Linked DNA regions of Homo sapiens: regions 2 and 3 are each linked to region 1. Evidence: chromatin contacts called from ENCODE Hi-C or POLR2A ChIA-PET data. All regions are on one chromosome and are shown on one strand. Each heading gives the region's core, a stretch centred on a gene start or an enhancer-like site at or near the end of the contact. The rest is flanking DNA. Distances are from core to core; before and after follow the strand shown.

The links. A loop is a pair of places that touch in the nucleus more often than their neighbours do. ChIA-PET counts read pairs that join two places held with the same protein, here RNA polymerase II (POLR2A). Pooled maps may share reads with other maps.
Region 2: a pooled map shows a loop between it and region 1 (3-fold over the local background). The contact joins two enhancer-like sites. A Hi-C loop is called at or near these places in 1 of 37 single-sample maps with no recorded cell type and 7 of 50 pooled maps. POLR2A ChIA-PET finds 5 or more read pairs at or near these places in 1 of 52 experiments (activated T-cell).
Region 3: a map of PC-9 shows a loop between it and region 1 (19-fold over the local background). The contact joins two enhancer-like sites. A Hi-C loop is called at or near these places in 3 of 168 maps with a recorded cell type or tissue (B cell, PC-9 and naive thymus-derived CD4-positive, alpha-beta T cell), 4 of 37 single-sample maps with no recorded cell type and 12 of 50 pooled maps. POLR2A ChIA-PET finds 5 or more read pairs at or near these places in 3 of 52 experiments (PC-9, activated CD4-positive, alpha-beta T cell and activated naive CD4-positive, alpha-beta T cell).

Annotation. Positions count from the first base shown.
Region 1 is chr6:13,353,501-13,357,165 of GRCh38, reverse strand. It overlaps LOC105374936 (a long non-coding RNA gene), which reads right to left. Exons shown (of 3, transcript XR_926496.3): 3 at 3,426-3,545. Among named protein-coding and RNA genes, the nearest start is that of TBC1D7-LOC100130357, 27 kb to the right of the region's middle. RefSeq lists a silencer at 1,461-1,550. Within about 2 kb of position 1,570, at least 12 of the 41 ENCODE cell types and tissues checked have a DNase peak (open chromatin) inside an H3K27ac peak, as active enhancers do; they include PC-9, where a contact is called at or near this core.
Region 2 is chr6:13,765,200-13,768,864 of GRCh38, reverse strand. No RefSeq gene overlaps it. Among named protein-coding and RNA genes, the nearest start is that of MCUR1, 48 kb to the left of the region's middle. RefSeq lists an enhancer at 1,113-1,172 and a silencer at 3,578-3,665. Within about 2 kb of position 1,624, at least 14 of the 41 ENCODE cell types and tissues checked have a DNase peak (open chromatin) inside an H3K27ac peak, as active enhancers do.
Region 3 is chr6:13,723,842-13,727,506 of GRCh38, reverse strand. No RefSeq gene overlaps it. Among named protein-coding and RNA genes, the nearest start is that of RANBP9, 14 kb to the right of the region's middle. Within about 2 kb of position 1,751, at least 7 of the 41 ENCODE cell types and tissues checked have a DNase peak (open chromatin) inside an H3K27ac peak, as active enhancers do; they include PC-9, where a contact is called at or near this core.

The sequences.
Region 1 (3,665 bases), core at 321-2,820:
TGTAGAGATGGGGTTTCATCATGTTGCCCAGGCTGGTCTCGAACTCCTGGACTCAAGCGATCTGCGTGCCTCAGCCTCCCAAAGTGCTGGGATTACAGGCATGAGCCACTGTGCCCAGCACTGACCATTTAAAAGAGCGTCTTTGCTTACTTCCTTCTTAGCAGTGTTTAAGGGCAACCATCGCAGATTGAGCTCAGCCTAATTTCAAATTTGCATGACATAGAGTGTTTTATGGAGGGGCTGGCCTTTCCTTTCTATCTTTTGCTGAGTCTTAGAGAATGCTCATGAATGTTCCTTCTGGTCTATGGTTTCCCCTTCACTTAAAAATAAGAATTAATACTGCAAAATCTGAAATCTCATTCACTCCTTCATGAGCAGGTCCTGATATAAATACATCCAGAATTCAGTCCATCTATTATGATAACATTGTAGCAACCCCCTGTATCCACATAGATTATTGTCTTGAACATATGACATTCTCATACCACATGATTCTGCAGTAAATCTAACAGCAGTTCTAAATAAGGCCAAAAAGGAGAGTGCTTTGTCAAAACTAAAAGCACCATCCACCCAAATGTGAAGTGTCATCACGATGGCATCCATTCCCCTAAGTTTCTTTCAGCAATGTGACTTGAGAACCAACCCTCAATGAAAACTCGAATCTCCTAACCAGTTATATAAATTTTAAATCTAGGAGCTAGTTCTTCTTTCATGGATTTTGGATTCTCTTTGTGATGTTGGTTTGTCTCAATTTAGTCCCATTTCTTGCTTTGTAAACCTGCGATTATATGCCTCCTAGTAAACCACATGATATGATCAGCGCTGCTTTCATAGTCTCTGAACTGTTGCTTAAAAAGAACAGATATAATTGCATGGTAAGTCATTCAGGTTGCTCTTTACTGGTGAAATGAAGAGAAACCTGGGTGTCCTCTGATGTCTGTCTATACACCCCACCTCCCTGATTCACAGAACCATTTTCCGGTTTCACTTCTTGCTTCTTTTATCTTGTGCATTTTTAGCACCTGTTGTGACAAGCCTGGGTGACTCGATCTAAAAAATGAAATGACTTACAATTACTGTAAGAATGAATTACAGATACATGATGTATGCACAACTCTGTATAGAAATGAAAACAAAAATAACTTCACCTCACTCTAATTCATAGGCTACCATGTTATTGACCCTTATTTACCTAACTTTTGCTTAAGCAGGAAAGATCCCTCTGCCTAGATATCCCCTGGGCTTGGCGCCCTCACTCCTCCACCCCAGCCCTTATGCATTTGGCAGTAGTAATGGCCCCTGCAGGGAATGTTGTCCAAGAAGTCTAGATGATAGAGATGAAGAAGGCACATCACTTCACAGAGTTTATGCCAAGTCACCGCCAGAAGCGCAGTGTTACAATTTACTTAAGCCAAGACTGCTACAAAAAACTGATGCAAATGGAAGCTATTCAAAATCCTTTGCCTTGTGCATTCAAGTTGAGGCTCCCTTTTGAATCCTATCTCTGAGTCTACATCTGCTGGGTAAATTCCTGAACGATGACTTGAGCTGTGACAGCTTTTGTAGCATTGCTGTGGTCCAACCACAACTCTGTAAGATAAACTACCTAAGCTGGTTGTTGGACTTCCTCTAAAATGTCATTCTAATTATAGAAACACCTTTCTTTCCTGATTTTATACAGATTCTAATCACCTTAACTGCTTCTCTTCAGCCATGAATGAAAGCGAAAGATTAAGTCACTTTTAGAAGCCTTCTTGGGCAATTATAGATTAATTCATTTCTCGCTCATTGAAGGGACTCAATCCTAGAACAACAGTCTGGAATACATGTGTATGTATGCCCCTTTGTCTCTGACCTGCTCATCATTGGCCATCAATGCCCTGGGAAGGAGGGACCCTAGGAAGGCCTGAGGGGCTGCACCTGATGTGCAGGTCATGTGCACAGACCCCACAGGTTCAGGCTCAGTGTTGAAATTCCCTATGTCATTAACTCCCTTGTAGGAAGGATGAAAGGGTCTAGATCAGATTTAAGTCAGACATAGGCTATTTGAGGCGCCTGTGGGAATGGCAAATCACTCCAGACTCCTCAGAAGCAAAGGCCAAGCAGGCCTGAGAGCTAGTGAAACTCCAGGGAGAGGAGCAAGACCAGGATCTGCGCTTTCTCAGCTTCCCAAAGCTGTCTGTCTCGGAACTAACAAATGAGGCTGACTCTTCAGAGTTCTAGGCCAAGGGATCCGGACTTGACACTCAAGTTTCTGCCATGAAGCAAAAGACAGAGCTAGCCTGGAAAGAGCAGCTCTGTATCACTCCGGCTGTGAAGTGCTAAAACTCGACATCTCCCTGAGGAAACAGGAGAGAAGAAAGGATGGAGAGAAAAAAAGAGAGGAAGGAGCTGGCATTAATGGACCAGCAAGGGAAGGAGAAGGGAGCAGGAAAAGCGGTAGTTCACGTAGGGTAAATTAGATGAAGGGGAACAAACAGCGAAAGGTCAGAGGGCTCTGCACTTAAAATAAGGAAGCTTGTGAAGATAAGTAAATGTTGCCTGAGATATCTGAAGTAGGGTTCCTCTTTGGCTGACAAGCCTTAATCTGCACTCTGGAAACAGCTTGTATGAGGAGGAGGACGGCAGACAAGGAGGAATGAGGGAGGAATTCTTACAGGAACCATCTGGCTGAGTCACTTTTAGGGCTGTTCAAAGCTACCCAACTGTTGACATTTCCTGGAAATTCTTTAATGCCAACAATTGTGTTAAATGAGCAACATCCTTAAGACCCCGAGTGCACCTTGGATCCCCTCGTCCTTTCTTGTTGCGTTTGCGATTTGCAAATCCCCTGAACCTGAAGTCTTCAAGGATTCAGCATCTGCCATTTCACCATGTGTTAGTCCCCTCCCTGGGCCCCTTCAAACACACTCTCCACTCAGAAATCTACCATTTAGCCTTTATTTATTTATTTATTTATTTATTTTTGACGCACGCACAAGGCTTCTCACTCCTCCTCAGCTTTCAAAGAATCCACCCACTAGGCTGTCACTTCAATCTGCTGTCTCCTCCTGCAGCACAGAATTTCTGAAGAAAGTCCCCAGGTGAACCAGCCTGGCCAGCAGAAATGGATGCTCACCCACTCCATCTAGCCCCTGGCCTCTGCTCTCCTGGACTCCCTGGCTCAGTCCTCAGATCAGTTCCGGAACTTCTCTCCTTAGGTTTCCTGTAACATCCGGGTTTCTCCCTTACTTGCTTAAAACAACCTCTTGCTTTCATTCATCCATTCATTCACTCTGAGGCCATCTGAGGAAAGCTTCCTTACCTGCTTTCCTGATGACCTAATATATGCTGTACCCACCTACTTCCTCTTCCTTGAATGGGGAAACCAAGTCACAGGGAAAGATACATCTCTCCCTTCTAATGCTGGATCTCATTCCTTACAAGCCTGCTCTCATTCTCCACCTCCAATCTCTCTGTGTCCATTCTTCTCTTCTTTTCATCCGTCAGTTATGCCAGTGGCTCCCAGCCTGGAGTATGAATCTGGGGGCAGGGGTGTCTCTGAACTTAGGTGGGGAAAAAAATGCATCTTTATTTTCACTAACTCTAAGTGAAATTCAGTATTTTCTTTGATTATGACAACAAATCACAATTGTGTAAGCAATATCTGTGTCTTTATCACCAAT
Region 2 (3,665 bases), core at 375-2,874, 410 kb before region 1:
CATCCTCAACCTCCTGGGCTTAAGCAGTCCTCCTGCCTCGGCCTCTCAGCTGAGTAGCTGGGATCATAGGAACACACCTAAGCTAATTTTTAAAATTATTTTTAGTAGAAACAAGGTCTTGCTATGTTGCACCAGGCTGGTCTCAAACTCCTGGGCTTAAGCAGTCCTCCCGCCTCGGCCTCCCAAAGTGCTGAGATTACAGGCATGAGCCACTGTGCCCGGCCAATCTTCATTTTTTATCAAAACTGACTTCCTCTGAGAAGGTGTCTGGACCCATCCATTCTTCTCTGTGCTTACCCCTGCTAACATGAACTCCTTGTTAGCTAACATGGACTCCTCCTCCTCAGGACTCCTTGCCTTGTGTCCTGGCAAGGAGTGTGCCCTCCAGAGCCAGGCTGCCTTGGTTTGAACCCTGTATGACGGTGGGCAGATGACTTAACCTCTCAGTGCCTCAGTCTCCTCCTCAGTGAAATAGGGGTAATAGTAATACCTATCTCATGTGGTCCTTAGGAGGATGAAATTAGTTTATATAGGCTGGGCGTGGTGGCTCATGCCTGTAATCCTAGCACACTGGAAGGCCAAGGCGGGCAGATCACCTGAGGTCAGGAGTTTGAGACCAGCCTGGCCGACATGGTGAAACACGTCTCTACTAAGAATACAAAAATGAGCCAGATGTGGTGGTGGGCACCTGTAGTCCTAGCTACTCAGGAGGCTGAGGCACCAGAATCACTTGAAACTGGGAGGTAGAGGTTGCAGTGAGCCAAGATCGGGCCACTGCACTCCAGCCTGGGCAACAGAGCAAGACTCTGTCTCAAAAAAAAAAAAAAAAAGAAAAGAAAAGAAAAGAAATTAGTTTATATAATTAAACCTCATCAGAAGGACTGTCCTCTTACTGGTGTCCCTTCCTAGTACTAAAATAGTGCTCCACTTACTATCTGCTTCCCTTAGCAATCAGTTTCAAGTTAGCACAAAGCCCTTTGCAGTATTTTTTAACAAGGATGTTCTGCTCTTATTTTAAACTCTTGATCCTCACTGGAGAGAAAGTTGTCCCCTTCCTGTTTGCCTCATTTCTCCAAAGCCTTTTGTCATGTTTCCCGAGTGTCCTTTAGCTGTGGCCACCCTCGGACCATGGGACTTTCCCGGTTCTGGGCTTCAGATTACGGTTTAAAATTAGCCACATGACTGTCAGAGGGGGGCACCAGAGGAGGCAGGAAACGTGGTGGGAGAGATGAAGCAGACCTGCGTCGGAGGCAGCGGTGTAGCGGAACAGAGACACGAGCCCCCGCAAACGTTGGCATCCACGGAGGGAGCACGGAGCCTTGGGATCCCCAAGGTTATAACAATCCTGACTTTATGCCATGTTATATGTTTTTGGGCAAGGTCTGCTGCTGCTACAATTCAAGCTGCATTGACAACTGGAATCTTCCGGATTGTTTCTTTTGTGATTATAAAGTGTCTTTGGAGTAGCGTGATGTGGGTGGATGCAGTTTATAGAACTACTTGGACCAATCAGCCTCCTCCTCAAAGGAACACTGGCTTTCCACTCTTCCAGTGTTGGTCTTGCATTTTGGGGAAGAGGAGAAGAGAAAGGACGTCATTTGATTTAAGGACATAAAGAAATACCAGAGCCTGGGGCCGGCCCAGAAAAGACTTAAGCAGGAGTGATTTGTCTTGTATGCATCCTCCCTCCTCTCTCCCGACCTTTTCCTCATTCCATGGTATCCCTTCTTTTGTCTGATGCCCACTGCCCGCCTGTAGTCTTAGTACCCTAACTCACCAAAACCCTCTACTTTCCAGAAAGGGACAAATCTCACCATTGATGGCTTCATTATAAAAGTGGGATTTAACAACAGAGACCTGGATTCAAATCCTAGCATGGGCCGGCTACAGTGGCTCATGCCTCTAATTCCAGCACTTTGGGAGGCTGAGGTGGGAGGATCACTTGAGGTCAGGAGTTCCAGACCAGCCTGGCCAACATGGTGAAACCCCGTCTCTACTAAAAATACATAAAATTAGCCAGGTGCGGTGGTGTGCACCTGTAGTCCCAGCTACTTAGGTGTCTGAAGCAGAAGAATCGCTTGAACCCAGGAGGCCGAGGTTGCAGTGAGCTGAGATCGTGCCACTGCACTGCAGCCTGGGTGACAGCGCAAGACTCTGTCTTAAAAAAAAAAAAAAAATCCTAGCGCATCTGCTTCCTAGTTGTCTGAACTAATCTCTCCTGTGTAAAAGTAGGGATTATAATGCTTACTGTATCTGGTAGCGTGCTTTCAGCGGCAACTAACGGAAAAGCCAACTCAAATGAGTTTAACCAAAAAGGAAATGTATTGGCCTATGTAACTGGAAGTTCACAGATGGGACAGGCTGATTGAACCCTGGTGTCAAGGACCTAGGTTCTTTCTGCATCTCTGCTTTCCATCCTCAGTGTCAGCTGCCTTTTAAGCCTGGCTCCCTTCATAGTCAGAATGGCTGCCACAAAGACACAGGGCCACTCCCTTAACCACAAACTAATAACTGACATCAAGGGAATGCTATGTGCTGATTGGCTTGAGCCTAGATTCCTAAGTCAATCACGAGTAAGAAATAAAAATGAAATTCCAAGCCCCTAACTGACTGAACAGACCCCTTCTTGGCCAAGGGAATCTTGCAAGCTGAATTCACGGCCATGAGGGGATGGGAGATTGGACACGCCTCATTATACCCCCTACCTCTATAACAGCTATTAGGTTTTCTTCCCTCAGGGCTAAACAGAAACCAGCCCTTTCAAAAGACTACTAGTTTATCTTTCCAGGTACAGAACAAAGACACCTTCACCCCTCCTCAGACATCTTCTTCCTCTATTCCCTTTTTCTTCAAATGTTCACCTTATCTTAGGAAAAATGAGCACCAACTAAAGTCTCACAAGTATGTAATCATTTGTCTCATGCCCTGCCCCACTTTCTTCAGGAAAATGTATAAATGCTAAACCTCCTGAGACCCTCTTTGGAAAAAACAGCCACAGATGCTTCTGTGACTCGCATTTTTCCTGGGCACTCCCTTTAAGCTGCCTTGCTAAACCGCAATGATTCGAGACTTATTCCTCCATCACTCATTTTCGTTGTCACTAGCAAGGAGGGATAGGATTACCGTGACTGGTACAGACACCTGTGGTTCCCAAACATGAGCACGCATCAGAATAACCTGAAGGATGTATCAGACCCCACAGATGATGGCCTCAGCTGGAGTTGTTTTTTTTGTTTTTTTTGTTTTTTTTTTTTTTTTTGAGGCGGAGTCTTGCTCTGTCGCCCAGGCTGGAGTGCAGTGGCATGATCTTGGCTCACTGTAACCTCCGCCTCCCAGGTTCAAGCCATTCTCCTGCCTCAGCCTCCAGAGTAGCTGGGATTACAGGCGCCTGCCACCATGCCTGGCTTTTTTAATTTTATTTTTATTTTATTTTTATTTTTTTTAGTAGAGATGGGGTTTCACCATGTTAGCCAGGATGGTCTCGATCTCCTGCACTTGTGATCCGCCTGCCTCAGCCTCCCAAAGTCCTGGGATTACAGGCATGAGTCACCACGCCCAGCTGGCCCGAGTTTTGAATTCAGTAGGTCCAGAGAAGGGCCCGAGAATTTGCCTAACAAGTTCTCAGGTGACAATGATGCTACCACACTTTGAGAGCTACTAGCATA
Region 3 (3,665 bases), core at 502-3,001, 370 kb before region 1:
TTCTAGCTTCTTAGAAACCATTCACCATTCCTTCAACAAACATCTATTGATGGCCTACTATGTGCCAGGAGTAAGAAAAGCACTGAAAGTTACATGGCAGTAAATTCATGTACACAGTATTTGGTGCTTATGACAAAAACCTTCATAGCACATGTAACCTTTTTTAAAATAAGAGCTTTATTGAGATATAATTCACATACCACATAATTTATCCATTTAATATGTACAATTCAGCAGTTTTTAGTATATTCACAAAGTTGTGCAACCATCACCATCATACCTTTTAGAACATTTCACCACCCCCAAAATAAATTTTCTACCCACTAGCAGTCACTCCTCACTCTCTCTTCCCCCCAACTCCTGACAACCACTAATCTACTTTCTGTGTCTATGGATTTGCCTATCCTGAACATTGCATATAAAAGGAAACATAAAATATGTGGTCTTTTGTGATTGGCACCCTTCAATTAGCATAATATTATGAAGGTTCATCTGTGTTGTAACATTCATCAGAACCAGAACTCCATTCCTTTATACTGCTGAATAATGTTCCACTCTATGAATAGACAACATTTTATTTTTAAATGTTTAATTGAATTTAATTAAAAAATTCTTGAGACAGGGTCTCGCTCTGTCACCCAAGCTGGAGAGCAGTGGCATGATCACAGCCCACTGCAGCCTCGACCTCACGGGCTCCAGAGATCCTTCCACCTCAGCCTTCCGAGTAGCTGGGTGTACAGGTGCGCACCATTACGCCTGGCTAACTTTTCTATTTTTTTCTAGAGATAGGGTTTCTTCATGTTGCCCAGGCTGGTCTCAAACTCCTGGACACAAGCGATCCGGCCTCCCAAAGTGCTGAGATTACAGATGTGAGCCACTGTGCCCGGCCAACATTTTATTTATCCATTCATCCATTGATGGATATTTGGATTATTTCTACTTTTTTACTATTATGAATAATGCTGCTATGAACATTTGTGTGCAAGTTTTTATGTGAACATATGTTTTCCTTTCTTTTGGGTATATACCCAGGAGTAGAATTGCTGGGTCATATGGGAAATCTAAGTTTAAGCTTGGAGGAACTGCCATACTGTTTTCACACCTGCAGTGTCTGAGCGTATCAGGGCTCTGATTTCTGCACATCCTTGTCAACACTTGGTATAGTATATGTAATCTTTGCATCATAATTAAACTGTGAACACTTAATTCTTTTTTTTTTTTTTTTTTTTTTGAGACGGAGTCTCTCTCTATCTCCCAGGCTGGAGTGCAGTGGCGTGATCTCGGCTCACTGCAAGCTCCGCCTCCTGGGTTCACGCCATTCTCCTGCCTCAGCCTCCCGAGTAGCTGGGATTACAGGTGCCCGCCATCACGCCCGGCTAATTTTTTGTATTTTTGGTAGAGATGGGGTTTCACCGTGTTAGCCAGGATGGTCTTGATCTCCTGACCTCGTGATCTGCCCGCCTCGGCCTCCCAAAGAGCTGGGATTACAGGTGTGAGCCAACGTGCCCAGCCCCTACACTTAATTCTTAGAATGAAGACCACTGGATGGGTTATAAAGACTTGAAATCAAGCATTATGAAAGTAGCTTGCTTGTGTCATCAAGAAGTATTTAAGGAGTGCCTCCTAGATATAGGGCACTACAATAGGAAATAGGCTCTTTGAAGGTGTTTTTTTGTGGTTGTGTTAAGTAAATGGGGCACCTATGACTCAGATTTCCCTGGCAAGCCAGGAAGTATCTCAAAATCTCCAGGTCTGGTTCTACAGGCAGGGCAGCATGACTGAAAAATCTGGTATTTCAGATCACCCACGGTAGGCAGGGACAAGTAATGATAGCTTTTGGCAAACCTAAGACAGATCCAGGACACCTGTAATTGGCCTGAGTTTCCGGCTTTGAGTTCAGACCTAGCCTTTAGGCCACTAACTGGTGAACCATTGGCCAGATCTGACCCACAGAGGTGTTTTGTTTGACCTGTGAAGTGTTTGGAACGTTTTGATTTGAAATTCCTTTATGCTCTCCACTCTGTTATTGTTTTATACCCGACCTGGTTCACTCTTTTACATTATCTACCTGGCTCATGGAGGTATTTGAGTTTGCAAGTCCTGCTCAGGATGATGCCTTAGTCATATGTTTAAGGCCTGGGCAATTATCAAATAGAATATCATTGCCATAATAAAAAAGCAGAGTTACATCCCTATATCAACAAGAAGCAGTTGTTAAACCCATAATTGTGCAACATGCAACATAGAGAACAGTAAATAGTTGTGACCTATACCTATGAGGACCTTATAAACTAAGGTAAACCATGCTGACACAGACAGACTTTCACATGGTCAACAGAGAGTAGAAAAAGGCATATGGACCATGAAAATAAACATGATGAAGGTCAGTAATGAGCATGGTGGCAACAGCCAAACTTACGGGCTTGTGTTCCTACGTACACACGTATTCTAAAAATCGTCTCTTTATGAAAGACCCTCTTCCCAGATTAAACCTATTAAAATGTGAACTTATTTGATGGACATATTTGCAAGACTTGTGACATTCCAACATTGCTCAGTAATGCCAACATTCAGAGAGTTCTCTTAAGGCAGATGTAGTCATTGAAATGATCAGGTGTGTGATTAGAAATGTGACTGGAAGGCCAGGTGCAGTGGCTCTCACCTGTAATCCCAGCACTGTGGGAGGCCGAGGCAGGTGGATCACCTAAGGTCAGAAGTTTGAGACCAGCCTAGCCAACATGGTAGACCCCGTTTCTACTAAAAATACAAAAATTAGCCTGGTGGGGTGGCAGGAGCCTGTAATCCCTGCTACTCAGGAGGCTGAGGCATTAAAATCATCTGTATCTGGGAGGCGAAGGTTGCAGTGAGCTGAGATGGCACCACTGCACTCCAGCCTGGGTGACAGAGTGAGACTCCATCTCAAAAAAAAAAAAAAAAAAGCATCCTTGGATGCTCTTGGTGCCCTGAGCATGTCCTGTCACCTGCTGATGCACCCATCTCAGGCCACAGGGAATGTTGCCAGTGACTCATAGCCACACCCTCACCTCCTTGCCCAGAGATCCCTCGGATGTTATACCACCCCAGGGAGGAATGTGGTCTGCAGCTAATGAGTGGTTAATACAGGCTTTAAAAGCCCTGGACTCTTGCCTTAAGGTGGGATGACTGCATGGTGCACACACACTCCAGAGCTTCCTGTGGGGTTAGGCTGGAGCCAGACCTCACCGAGCTTACATCTTCGCCTGGCTTCCTCCCCGTGCTAGTTTACTTCCCTTATTCCCCTACACATTTCACTTGAGAGCACTCTGTCAAAAGATCACAGGTACCAGAAACCCCATCTCAGCCTCCGTTTCTAGGAAACCTGATCTGGGACACCTAACCTACCCTACAAAATTGTCCTTATGGGGTCAAATTTTTAAATAGTTATTAAAGCATAATACACATGACATTAGGCATGTAATGGTTAGAAAGTAACAGCCCTGAGCTGCAGCAGTCATGGTGACCCTCTAATAGTCCCTTAAAGGCAGTTTTATGGCATTAATGCCTCTGCCCAGTGGAAGAGCCATTTCAGTTCATACTTCAATCATAAAATTACTTTTCCATCAAACCAGAATGCTTATATAACCCCTTCCTTTACTGAAATGTGGCCAGAACCGAGAGAGAGAGAG